Linked DNA regions of Mus musculus: region 2 is linked to region 1. The links are chromatin contacts, found by POLR2A ChIA-PET in ENCODE. All regions are on one chromosome and are shown on one strand. The core of a region is the stretch at or near the end of the contact, and the rest is flanking DNA. Distances in the headings are between cores, read along the strand shown. Region 1 overlaps Hsf5 (heat shock transcription factor family member 5). Region 2 holds the start of Supt4a (SPT4A, DSIF elongation factor subunit).

Region 1 (6,470 bases), core at 2,863-5,362:
TAATCCTGAGAACTAGCAGTCCATGCCTGTCTGTACTAAACTCAACATGGTTGAGGTATGGTAGATATTAAAGAAATGTTACTAATAATACATTTGAAGCTACCACTGCTGAAAAGTAAGTTAGCCTTTTGGTTTTCTCTGTTTCTTTTTGTGATGTTGGTAACTGAAGCTAGGACCTGAGTGTGCTGGGCATTGCTCTATCATTGAGCTACATTCCTAGCTCCACTTTCAGGCTTTTGTTAGTAACTTCAACTTTACTGTATGTAGCATTCATGAACTTAAATGTTACTACTTTCCTCCTTAATTTTATACTTGATTTTATCCAAACAGTACTATTTTCTCTTTTCCCAGAATCCTCCAATGCAATCTTCCTATCCAGTTGAATTTCTGCCTTCTAATTGGCCTTGCAGTGCTACTGATGAAAATAAAAAGACAGAAGTAAATCTAGAGGCTGTCTTTCAGATAGTAGATGAGTTGCACTCCTCCCCTAAGCTGGAGATGGTAAAGGTGGAGCCTGTTGAGACTCAGTGTCCGTCATCTCAGGCTAACAGAGGCCAGCATATCTTACCCAATGCAAACAGCAGCAACCCATCTTCCACCAGTCAGGCTAGCCAGCTGGAGCCACTCACTCCTGTAGGCTCAGATATTACGTCTTTTGTGGTTGGAACAGAACAAGCAATTACCTGCTCTCTACCACAGTCACCTGAGTACATCTATACCATCCACACAGCTCAACCTTTGGAAAATAGCACAATGCAGGAATCTGCAACCATCCAACAAACTCATGTCAAACTGAAGGAGCAGCTAAATCATAACCCATCTCCGTCTTCAGTAGTATTTGTGCAGGAAGGGCTACCATTCAGCACACCGCAGGTAAGAGCACAAACGAGAATACTAACTAAGCCCACAGCATACATTGTTTTTTGCTAAAGATGTTAGTGAAGAGTTTTTCTAGATGTTATTTAATGTCAGTTCATTGTGGTTTCCAAAGGGATCATGTCCCAGTAGTTAAGCAAAAAAAAAAAAAAAAAAAAACCCTCAGAAGTTTAACCCCAGCCATTCTCCAACTGTGATATAGTCTGAAATGAGCCTCTAGAGAGGCGAATTGATTGATTAAGGTCTAAATACTGTTTTTAGGCTGGTGGCACATGCCTATATCCTAGCACTTAAAGAGATGGAAGCAGGAGGATTGCTGAGAGTCTGAGGACAGGCTGAGCTGCATATAGTGACTTCAAGGCCAGCCTGGGAACTGAACCTGGGTCCTCTGCAAGACCAGCAGTGCTTTCAACTGCTGAGCCTTCTCTCTAGCCCCAATTTCTTACCTTTTTTTTTTTATAACATCACAAAATGCTATTAATGACTTTACTGGGTTCATATTTCTTACTAATCTTGCATTACTAATCAAACAAAAACTAATTAATGAAAAGTACATCCAAAGTAACCCCGCCCTTGGGATGCTGAGGAGGGAGGCGCCACCTGGGGATGGCTGATACTCAAGCCAAGAAAGTAAGAAAAATCTATAATTACTGTATACACACCAGCGTAGCCCTGCAGTCCATGTTGACCTGGAATTCACATTTTAGCCAGGAATAACTTGGACCTGTATATCCTCCTCCTCCTCCCTCTCAGGTAATGGAATAATAGTCATATATCATCATACCCGATTCATTTTGTTTGCTGTATAGGGTATTGTTGTATGTAGTTCTTTTGAAAATATTTATATGTATATAATATGTAAGTATAAAGATTTTAATTTTATCTTCTCTCTCTGACTTTGGTGGAGGGTGGTGGTGGGGGTATTGGTGGGGTAGTGGTGGACGATAGTACTAACGGGATGGAATACAGATATTTGCTCCTTCTGGTTAAGTTATTGTATTTGGATACACTAAAAGATATGCCCAGCTGATATAATTTCACTACCTAGGCAAGCATTGTACCACTGGGTTATACCCTTATCCTAAATGCATTTAGATTTCTGTCAATTCATTGTCCTTTTTGAGACCATTAAAATATGTGTTATGATGATATAATTTCAGCCTCATTTTAAGCATTCCTATAGAAATAAAAGCTTTGGTGTCTTCATAATTATATGCAAACTACTGGATTGCATGTCTTGAACTGCACATACACAGTGGTTTCCTTAATATACTTGACTATTGTAGCTCATTTTGAAAGCTGAATTTTAACTTTTAGCTTTATTTCATAATGCAGTTATATTTTAAATAAACTTATAAAGAACAACATGGCAGAAGTTTGTTGTTTTGACCAAGGGTTTTAACATTCCAAAGAACATTTTGGAACCAAAGAAACTCTAACGAGGATGGATAGAGATTTTATAGAGAGTGAGGTATATGTGATTTTGATAATGTATTCAGTACAGAATACAAAACTAGAAAAATCGTGTCCATTCCCCACTGACACCTGCCTATCTGTGACATCCCAGTGTCAACTAGTAAGGGTGTCAGCTTAAACGTCCTTCTACAGTGAAAGGATACATAGTGGCTCTCAGCAATTGTGTTTAAATGTCTTACTATATTGTAAGTCATTAAAAGCATTCAGCCTCATGGTATGCTCATCAGTAAACATTTTAGCTTCGTGTGCATTTCAAGGGCTTGAGAATCTGGGAAACCTATGTCTTACTCTTGAATATGGGTAAATCAACAGTATCAAGGGTAATGACCTTCACAAGCAGGAAAACATGCTTGTGGGATCCTGTCCTTTAATAGGATGTCTTTGATAATATATATTATTAACCTTTAGTAGGTATCTGGAGGTAAGTGTAAGAATAATAAGTGTGTTTAATATTTTAGGTGGATAGCAGTATAAAATGCCAGACCAATCCCTCGGAGAATATCTTGCCTTCAGAACAAATGGGATTCCTTATTTCAGAAATGGGGCCTGCTAACAAGTCTACTAAAGACACAGGTTTATCCACTCCAGCTAGATACAGAGAGCGAAGAAGCAACTCACAAGGAAAGTCCCCTGGTAAGGATGAAATAGTTTTATGCTCTAGAATGTATAGCTCTAAAATGCTAGGAACTGAACCTCGGGATGTAATTCATATATGAATGATATTTTATGTATCTTTATTATTTATAGTCATATTATGTCTCTCATGTTGTTTTATATAATTGTAGTTTAAACTAGTATTCATAGCTACCTTTGAAATGCATATAAAATAGTTGTTTTCCTAACAGTGCATATAAGAACATGAGGTTTCAGAGGACTTGGGGAGACGACTCAGCAAGGAAAAGTGCTCACTGCTCAAGTGTGAGGGCCTGAGCTCCACTCTCTGTTCAGTTAGGGGTTTCTTTGTGTGGTTTGTTTGTTTGTTTGTTTGTTTGTTTTTGACTCAAGTAGGGGTTATTATTTGCTAAATTTTCTGAGACTGGCTGGGCCTTGGGTGCCTTCTTGGTGCTTAGAGCACTCGAACAAGAGGTTACTAGGAGCAGGGGGCAGGGGTCTGAAGCCACATTCCTACTGTGAGGAGCTGGGGGTAGGTGTCTCTGTATTTTTAACTCCTCCTCTCTCCCCAAGTGAATATTCAGCATTGCCAAAGATCTGCCCAGGAAGCAAAGTAGCCTAGTTTATCCAAAGGCTGAAATAAGTGAGCTTAAATAATCACATCACAAAAGGCAGCTCATTGGGAAGACTGAGACCATCACTTGGAAATAAAGGGGGAGGGCATACAGAAAGGGTCAGAGCACAGTGGAGAGAGGATGAGCTGTAAACACAGCAGCTACACCATAGATCTTAGAGGATCAGGCTCCCGCACACACAGGCTTTATAATACCAAACAGTCTATTTGTTCACAATGTTAAAGGGCACCTAGAAATAGCTATAGTAAGGGATTGAAAGTTGTCTGAAGAATGAGCCCAGAAAGGCTGTGTCCGAAGATGGCCTGCCACTCAGGAGAGAGGAGCTGCTGGGCCTTCCTGTTGACCACTGTTTTGCAAAAAGTGCAGAAAGGGTGGTAGCGCTAGTCGTCCGCTGTCGCCGGCTTCCCGGTGGCCGCTCTCCCGGTGGCCCGGCCCGGTCACGCTCGCTGCCTGTGTGCCTTCGTCGTGGTCTGCTCTGACCCCGCTGTTCTCGCTGCGATCATCGCGCGGGCTTCTGCAGCCCTGCCCTGGCCTTGCCACCTCCCTAGCCTCTAAGGAGGCGCGGCCTGGAGCTCCGGTTCCGCAATGCCGCGCGGAGGCGGGGCCTCCATTCACCTTTTTAAAAGCTGAGCCAGTCCACACTGTACTCTAACTCTAGAGCTGATTGCTGGGGCTCACTGGCCACCGGCCTAGTTCCTGGTTCCTGAAGACCCCTGCCTCTTATTCAAGGAAATAAGGTGGAGAGTTGATAGAGATACCTGGAGTCTTCCAGTCCCGGTGTGAATGCATGTGCATTCCCCCTTACACCTCCACATATTCACAATAAACGAATGAAAGAATTGAACCATCAAAATATTGAATATATTAAAGAAAAGTAAAGAATTTAGATTAACTTAGATAAGATGAAGGGTAACTTAATAATCATCTTCAGATGCTAAGGATTTTATTAACAGATAACAGAGTACATATTTATTTGTGATACAAGAAGATTAATGACACCAAAGATAGTGCCTTAAGCACATTATAAATACACTTTAAGGCATGAATGTGTATAAGTGGCATGTTTTTGTATGTGTGTGCTATAGGAGTCTGGTTATCTATTGGACACCGGAGCACTTGTAAATGGTTCTTTGTTTTGAAATGGGCCCATCCCAGGCCACCCTCAGACTCAGGCAGTGATTCTTTTGGGTCACCCTTATTAATATGCAGGCGCATAGTGCCATAATCAGCTTTGAAACCTCCCTCTTAATGACTTGAGTACATTTGTATTTTTTAATCTAAAAAATTTCTAATATTCAAATCAAGTCACTGTACTCTGCTCCAAACATTTTTTTCTTTTCTTTCTTTTTAGACAGGAGCTTACTATGTAGACCCAACTCACCTGGAGCTAATTGTGTAGCCCAGGCTGGCTTTGGCTTCATCATCCTTCTGCCTCCCAAGTGCTGAGATGAAGGATATGAACCACCAGTCCTTGCTTACAATGGCTAATGTAATATTCTCAAATTAGCCAGATGCAGTGAGCGGCTCACTCCTGTAATAGTAGCAATTGGGAGGTTGAAGCAGGAAGACTGCTACTATTATTATAGATGAGGGCTAGCCTGTGCTGCAGAGTGAACCCAGCTCAACACATGAAATGCAGTTACCAATATAACTTATTGGTAGAACACTTGCCTAGAACCACTAGAGAAAAACAAAACCTCAAGTTAAAGGTAATTCAGATTATTGCAATAAAGGCAAATTAATTAATCAAATTAGTCACCTATATTTTAAATATTAAGAACTTCTTTGAGAATTTATTCAAAAAACATGAAGAGAGTACTCAGGGGCGGTCACAGTGATATACATCATACTCCCAGCACTTGGGAGGTGGAGACATTGTGAGTTTGAGGCCAGTCTGGGCCACAAATGAGACCCTGGCTCAAAAACCTTGAAAGAAAACAAAAATGGTGCTCGGACTGAACCTCTTCCTTCAAAATATCTTTTGACTAAAGCTGTCTTGTGAGTTTCCGTGGTTATGCTTAGCTGAGCTTAAACCAGCACCTTCTGGGACTATGAAGGAGTCCTGGGGACGAGGCTTTAAGGTCAGATCCAGCTCAGATCCTCCAAGCCCTGTGTCCTAAGTGCCTGGTGTCTACAGTAATAGGATAGGGCCTTGCCTTCAACCTCTGGGAGGCCACCAAAGGCAACAGAAAGAGCCTGAATTATTTTGGGAATCTAGTGGACGCCCCTGACCAACAACTTTAAAGGGGTTTCTCTGCCTGCCACTTCCTTCTTTTCCTAACTCCACAACTAGTCCTCTGTTTCCCTAGACAGCTTTGCTTCTCCTTCTATGTCCTCTATGTGTAGGTGATTTTATGTATCTATGTAAAATCTGGGCCTCACAAACAAGAGAGAACATGATATTTGTCTTTCTGAGACTGCCTTAATTGGTTTAGCATGATTACCTCCAGTTGCATTTGTTTTCCAGCAAACAACATAACTTCATTCTATCTTGAAGGAAGTGTTGGAGACTGAACCTAGAGCATTATATTATGCATGTCAAGTTTGCACACCACCACAGCTGCCAACAATGCCCTAACATTGCTCTTTTTTATGGATAAAAAATTCCATTATGGATATAAGTCACATTTCTCCTCATCAGTTTGATAGACACCCAATCCAGCTTTTGTTGCCTGCTTCTCATTAGACTAGTCGGAAAGATTACTGTGGGAGCTGAACAGTCACATACTTTGGAGAACAGGTTTACTAATTCTTTAGCATTTTAATCTTTTTTTTTAATTGTCATATATACATTTGTACATAGTAATGGGTTTCATAATCTTAAAAAAAAGATAACATGCATTCTTACCTTTACTCATTCCTGTTGAGAGT
Region 2 (6,383 bases), core at 221-2,720, 98 kb after region 1:
CCTGGAGTCCCTGGGATCTGCCTATCTCTGGCCCCCAGTGCTATGGTTAGAGTAGCAGACCATCAAATCCCACTTATATGTGGTGGGTCCTGAGCCAGCTCCTCAGCAGGATACCTGCCTTTTACCATAAATAAAATGATCCTCCTTCAGAGATGATAGAAGGCTTACATGAGATAGCACAGTGAAAATGTATTCCAAACTGAAAAGAGATTTCCCGGTGCTAGAAAGTATCTAAAACCCAGTCACTGAACCCCATGTGGATGCAGTTTGGGATAAAGCCTAGAATCAGTCTTGCTGTCCCTCAGTTTCAATGAGAAGGGCTGGAAGGACAGAACAGCGGGATTGCAACTATTTATATCCCAGCGCTCCAATTCAGATAAACACAAATGACCAGGCTTTTGCCTACATTCCAAGAGCCTTTGCTCTGTTCACACCGCACCAGACCTCGTATTTCTGTATGGTTTGCTCAGGATATTATCTCGGTGCCATTTAAGGAGACAAGGAGGAATTTTGTGTCCTACACAGTAAGCACATTGGCAGCTGGGGTGGGGTTAGAGTATGAGAAGTGAGATACCTAATCCACAGATGTTCCCATGGAATTATGTCTAAATGTGCCGAGAGTTTTACAAAGCGTAAATTATGAGCCAGGCGCGCAATCGAGAGGCTTTTAGGAGGAATTAAATACGCGTTTCCCTCTATCCAACACGCCTCCCCTTTCCCCGTCGGCACGGCTCAAGCTAGCATTCCTGGGGACCGCAAACGAAACCCTATCACGCTCTCCCAGTTACAAGAAGGGGTGGGGCCTCGTCGGGTTTTTGTCTCTGCAGGCGTCCAGAAAGGCAAGACTCATTGCCTCGAGCCTTAAAACAACCTAGCGCGAAGCGGCGGGCTTGTATTCTGAGCATTCCGGACACTGAGACGAGGGGCTTGTGTCAAAAAGTCAAATACCCGGGCGTGGTGGTGCGCGCCCATAATCCCAGAACTCCGAAAGTGAAGGCAGGAAGATCAGGAGTTCAAGATCACCGTCCCGTACTCAGAGGCCAACTTAGGAATTAGCATTGTCTCAATAAATGAGCAAACAAAATAAAACAAGCAGACAAAACAATCTAGGTTTTCCTCGGGAGTCTGAAGAGCACTCAGGCCAGAGCATTTTGGGCTCCATCAAAAGGCCCGCGTCGCGAGGCGCAGTCCCGCCAGTCGCCCCGCTCCACGCTTCCTGCGCATGCTCCAACCTCCCCCAGCTGCCCCGCCCCTACGGGCGCATCAGCTCCCAGCGCGCGCGCCGTCTTCCGCTCGCTCTCGCGAACCAGGTGACGGGCGCGCGCGCGGCCCAGGTGACCGGGCGGCCCCGCCCAGCGCTCCCGCGGGAGGAACCATCTTCTCCACGGGGAGGGAGGGGCGGGGCCTGCGATGGCCGGCACCGGAAGCGGAAGCTGCGTGCCCGACGCGTCTGGCATTCTGGGTAATGGTCTGTTTACTTCCTGCGGCTGGAGGAACCTGTGTTGTCGTATCGGTGAGGATGGCCCTGGAGACGGTACCAAAGGACCTGCGGCATCTGCGGGCTTGTTTGCTGTGCTCGTTAGTCAAGGTGTCCGTTGGGGCCTTGGTTGTAGGAGCGATCGGGGAGGCGAAACGGGAGAAAGAGGGTGAAATGGGGCCAGACACAGGAAAGGAAGGCTCTGAGATTCGGGGAGTGGGAAGCCCGAAAGCCTAAGGGAGCCGTTGTTTCCGTCCACGGAACGCGAGCCGGGTGGCTGTGCCTACTGGGGGCTGCGTTGCAGTTCTCGGCATAACTGAGCACAAGTTTGTCTCCCCGACAGACGTTCGGTGAACTTGCTGTGGTGGACTGGAAAGACACTAGGAGCCAGAGCAGCCGAGAGAGTAGCAGGAGAGGGTACCTGACCCCAAAGAGGCTAGAAAATATGTAAGCTGAATTAGGGACGCGAGCAAAAAGGTATGAGGGTGGAGTTTAGGAACAGTTTGGAGAGGAGAGGGTGTTGGGTTGTATAGAAAACGAAGAGGTTGGCTTTGTTGAAATATTAAGGCGTTGTTCATGCTCATACTTGCTTTTTTTTTTTCTTTCCAGACTATAGACCAGTTCGAATATGATGGGTGTGACAATTGCGATGCATACCTACAAATGAAGGGCAACAGAGAGATGGTTTATGACTGCACCAGCTCTTCATTTGATGGGTAAGCCCCTTTCACGCGCCTTTGTTTACTTCTGCACCCAGAAAGTTAATATGGGATAGATTTTTGAGGTCATAAGACTAGCTGGTCTCAGCAGTTCTGAGAGCTAGTCTATGTGTCCAGCCCAGTAGCTGTAAACTTTTGTAGTGTAAGACCCCCTTTCGGGGACCCCCGCTCTAGTCTCAGGAGTGTGAGAGCACCCAAAGAAACACGAGGACCCATCTTGCTGTAATTACATGAGGACGTTTAATTACGGAGCTCCGGACCGACATGTATCCCACACAGGAGATAACGGATGCCGGCCACGAGGCTCGAAAGCTTGGGGGTTTTATGGGGTAAGGGGCTTAGGGGTGTGGAATTGAGCATAGCGACACACTATTGGCTTATTCAAACATTAACAGAAAGATTACATGTACGTGCAGGGTGTCAGAGTTCTGTGAGTAGTTGACTCAGTTCAGATAGCCCTGTTATGTCCTCACATTCCCCTTTATCTTATGGTCAAGATGTTCCCAGGAATGTTTTAACTATGGGGCATACCCAGGTTTGTTTTTCTCTTTTCTCAGCCCCAGGCAGCCTCTAGGCTCACAAACAACCAGCAATTTCTGAGTACTTTATATGACTTACAGGTCTTGAAATTTCATCTTTCTTTCAGTAGCTACTGAGTACTTGACATGTGGCTAGTTCAAATTCGAATATGCTTAAGTGTCAAATACATACCAGCAAACAAAGATTCAGGGTGAGGAAAAAGGATGTCAAATGATCTGAATTTTTAAAAGATTAGTTAAATATTGAAACAATGTTTTAGGGTTATTTGATTAAAATAAATATTGAAGCAGGGAAGTGGTGTCGTACGCCTTTAATCCCAGCACTTGGGAGGCAGAGACAGGTGGATTTCAAACCAAAAAAAAAATTAAAAAATAAATATTGAAGTTATTTTCATCTTTATTGTTTTAAGTAGTGGCTAAGAGGACTTTTTTTTTTTTTTTACCTCGAGACAGGGTTTCTCTGTGTAGCCCTGGCTGGCCTGGAACTCACTTTGTAGACCAGGCTGGCCTCAAACTTAGAAATCCGCCTGCCTCTGCCTCCCAAGTGCTGGGATTAAAGGTGTGCGCCACCACCACCCTGCTTAAGAGAACTTTTTTAATGTGTGTACTTCTTCTGTAGTCCTATTTAACAATGCTTCACAACTCTTGTCTGCTCCATTATCGCTGAGACTATGTTTATGTTATGTCCTAATGCCTGACACGGGATGTACGAGGTGTAGATCTTTAATGTTGGAGAGGTGGAAGTGTGATACAGCAGTAGAACACGTGACTACCACATACAAAGAACACATGACTACCATGTACAAAAAGCCCTGGGTTTAATTCCTAATGCTCCTCCAAAAGTGTTGGCTACATGAACGATCTGTTTTGGAAATGAAGGGGTATAGTTTCAGTAGCCTACTCCCTCTTACAGTATCTTAGTGAATATGGTGACTTGCACCTATAGTCCCATCATCTGAGAGAGAGACACCAGAGAATTGGAAATTCAGAGGGAACCTCAGATACATAGTGAGTTTGAGGCCAGCCTGAGCTACCTGAGACCCTGTCTGTCTCAAACAAGACCAGCTAAGCTATCTCAGCAGGGTAAGGCGGCTGATGGCAGGCCTGCTAACCCTGACCTCAATCCCTGGATCCCACAAGGTGGCAGGAGAGAACACACACACACACATACACGCACACGCACACACACACACGCACACACACACTCACACGCCCACTCACCCCAAGAGAGTTAACTACAAAAAATGGGAGAAGAGTGGTCTGGTCTTTGCTCAAGGTAGCAGCATTGCTAAGTTTCTTCTGGTCAGCAGGCCAGTTAAAGACCTCATATAAGCTGGGCTTACGCCTAGTGTTTGTTCTGTGAGAGTGGGTCTGGTGTCCTTTAGAGGAGAATAAAATATTGGGCAAAGAGATGTTGATTTGGCTCCCTTTGGCTAGTCCATTGTTAGTATATGAGTTTACCCTTTCACAAGTATTTGTCATGAACTGTTGCTAGTCAATTGCTGTCTTACAATGTATTTATCAATACACTAGTTCGTAAGTACTCGAATGCTAAATTATTCACAAAGAAAATGAACAGAAAGTAAGCTAAATCTAAGAGAGAGAGAGAGAGAGATGCTGATTTGGAGCCTTTAGCTCCTGTGTGTGCAGATGCGTATTTCTGTATTTCCATCCCTTTGTTTCCTCAAGCCGTTCAAGGCTGACAATGAATGACGAAGCTGGTTGTGTTGATGCAGCCTTCAGTCCTAGCTCTCAAGCTGAGCAGGGGACACAAGTGTCGGGTAGCCTTCTGCTGCATCATGAGACGACGCCCCCATCTAAAAATTAAAATGTAAGTGGAGTCGCTCTCATCTGTAAGGGAACACCTGTGCTAGCTGCGTTGAAAGATGTTAAGAGTTACACAGTAAGATATAAGCAAGGGTCACTTTGAATCCTTACCAGTTTAACCTGTTTAAACATCTTAAAGACATGCTTTGTTTTTAAATTATGTGTGTGTGTGGCTATGTGCACATGAATGCCAGTGTCCTCAGATCCCCTTGGAGTTCGAGTTACAGGCAGCTGTGACCTGTCCTGTATGGGTGCTGGGAGCTACTGGGGTCCTCTTCAAGGACAGTATGTGTTGTTAACCACCGAGCTGCCTCTTCAGTTTCCAAAGGTTTCGTTCTTTTTAAAGTTTGCTATTTTTATTATATATATAACAGGGATTTTTAAAATGCCATGGCTTCTTACCTCTGGCCATCGTGAAGAACACACTTATGTAGATTAACTACAGAGCTTTGGGTGTCTGTTAGTAGAATCGCTGTATCAGAATGTGATAACTGGTCATCTGAGAAACCTAAAAGGAGTACTTTTATTTTCCAACATTTATTTATTATTATATGTGAGTACACCGTAGCTGACTTTAGACACACCAGAAGAGGCACCAGATCTCATAATAGATGGTTGTGAGCCACCATGTGGTTGCTGGGATTTGAACTCAGGACCTTCAGAACAGCAGTCAGTGCTCTTACCTGCTGAACCATCTCACCAGCCCCTAAAAGGAGTACTTTAAGGTTCCAGGTTTTTTGTTCTTCTGTTGTTTAGTTGGGTTTTTTTTTTAAATTTTAATTCATTAACTTAGTAGGTTGGTTATTGGGTTTTTTTGTTTGTTTGTTTTTTTGGGCTTTTTGAGACAGGATTTCTCTGTCTCCTGGTGACCTCGAACTCACAGAGATCCACCTGCCTCTGTCTCCCGAGCTTTGGGATTATAGGTGTGTATTATTCCTGGTTTTGTTGTTTGTTGCTTTTGAAGAGCCATCCTGCTGAGTGTGGATTATATCTTTATAATTGTTACCATAATAGAGCAACCCTCTTTTTAAAATTATTTTGGAAACAGGGTTATTTTTAAGTTGGCCAAATAGACCTTGGAAACCTTCTGCTTTGCCTCCAGACTAACTGGAATTGTGGGTTACCTGATCAGGCCTGACTAGAACTGTAGGGTCTCAGAGGAAGTTGAGACGAGGTAGAAAGGACATTTCAAATATTATCACTGAGAAGGTCAGTTATGAAGGGTAGAGAAAGTACGGGGGTGGGGGTGGGCTGTGTAACTGCCTGTCCGGGATCAGTCTGCAGAGCCACTTGCTATCTTACCCTTCTTCCACTCCTGGACGCCAGCACTGTTGCCAGGAAAAAGGAGGCGGCCATGGAGGAGGCAGTCAGTAGTGTCGGTTCCTAGAAAACTATTTGATTGATTGGATGATTAACACATAGCCTCATAGTTCCTCCTAGCACCTGCCTGCTCACATAGTGGCTTTAGCCCTTGAGTAGGGTTTCTGCTCCTCAGCCTGTGGAAGCAGAGCTCTCTGCCAAAGGATTGATGGACTGGGAAGGGACACTTGGCATCTGCTATGTCCGTATCTGTACTAGGTACTTTGCATGTAGTATCTCAACCTGAGTCTCACTGGTGAAACTGTGAAATGTCTCCAACTGGACGTGAGACTGCACAGCTCATTAAAGGAAGGGTTATCCAAATGTAGTTCGCTTCCTGGAAGAGGATTCATTGTTTTGACTCCTTTGCAGCAGGCGCCAGACCCCTAGTGATTGGGCTGGTTGTCGTCAGTGCTGGACATCCACAGGTAAAAACTTACTGGCCCGGCAGTAGTGTCCGCA

Evidence for each region. ChIA-PET counts read pairs that join two places held with the same protein, here RNA polymerase II (POLR2A).
Region 2: POLR2A ChIA-PET joins it to region 1 with 11 read pairs in embryonic stem cell. The contact joins the promoter of Supt4a here to the enhancer-like site in region 1. POLR2A ChIA-PET finds 5 or more read pairs at or near these places in 4 of 5 experiments (Patski and embryonic stem cell).

The regions. Positions count from the first base shown.
Region 1 is chr11:87,635,260-87,641,729 of GRCm38, forward strand. It overlaps Hsf5 (heat shock transcription factor family member 5), which reads left to right. Exons shown (of 6, transcript NM_001045527.1): 4 at 352-873; 5 at 2,811-2,985. Among named protein-coding and RNA genes, the nearest start is that of Hsf5, 21 kb to the left of the region's middle. Within about 2 kb of position 4,113, at least 3 of the 3 ENCODE cell types and tissues checked have a DNase peak (open chromatin) inside an H3K27ac peak, as active enhancers do.
Region 2 is chr11:87,736,081-87,742,463 of GRCm38, forward strand. Supt4a (SPT4A, DSIF elongation factor subunit) reads left to right here and starts at 1,471. Exons shown (of 5, transcript NM_009296.2): 1 at 1,471-1,588; 2 at 2,087-2,193. The coding sequence starts at 1,520.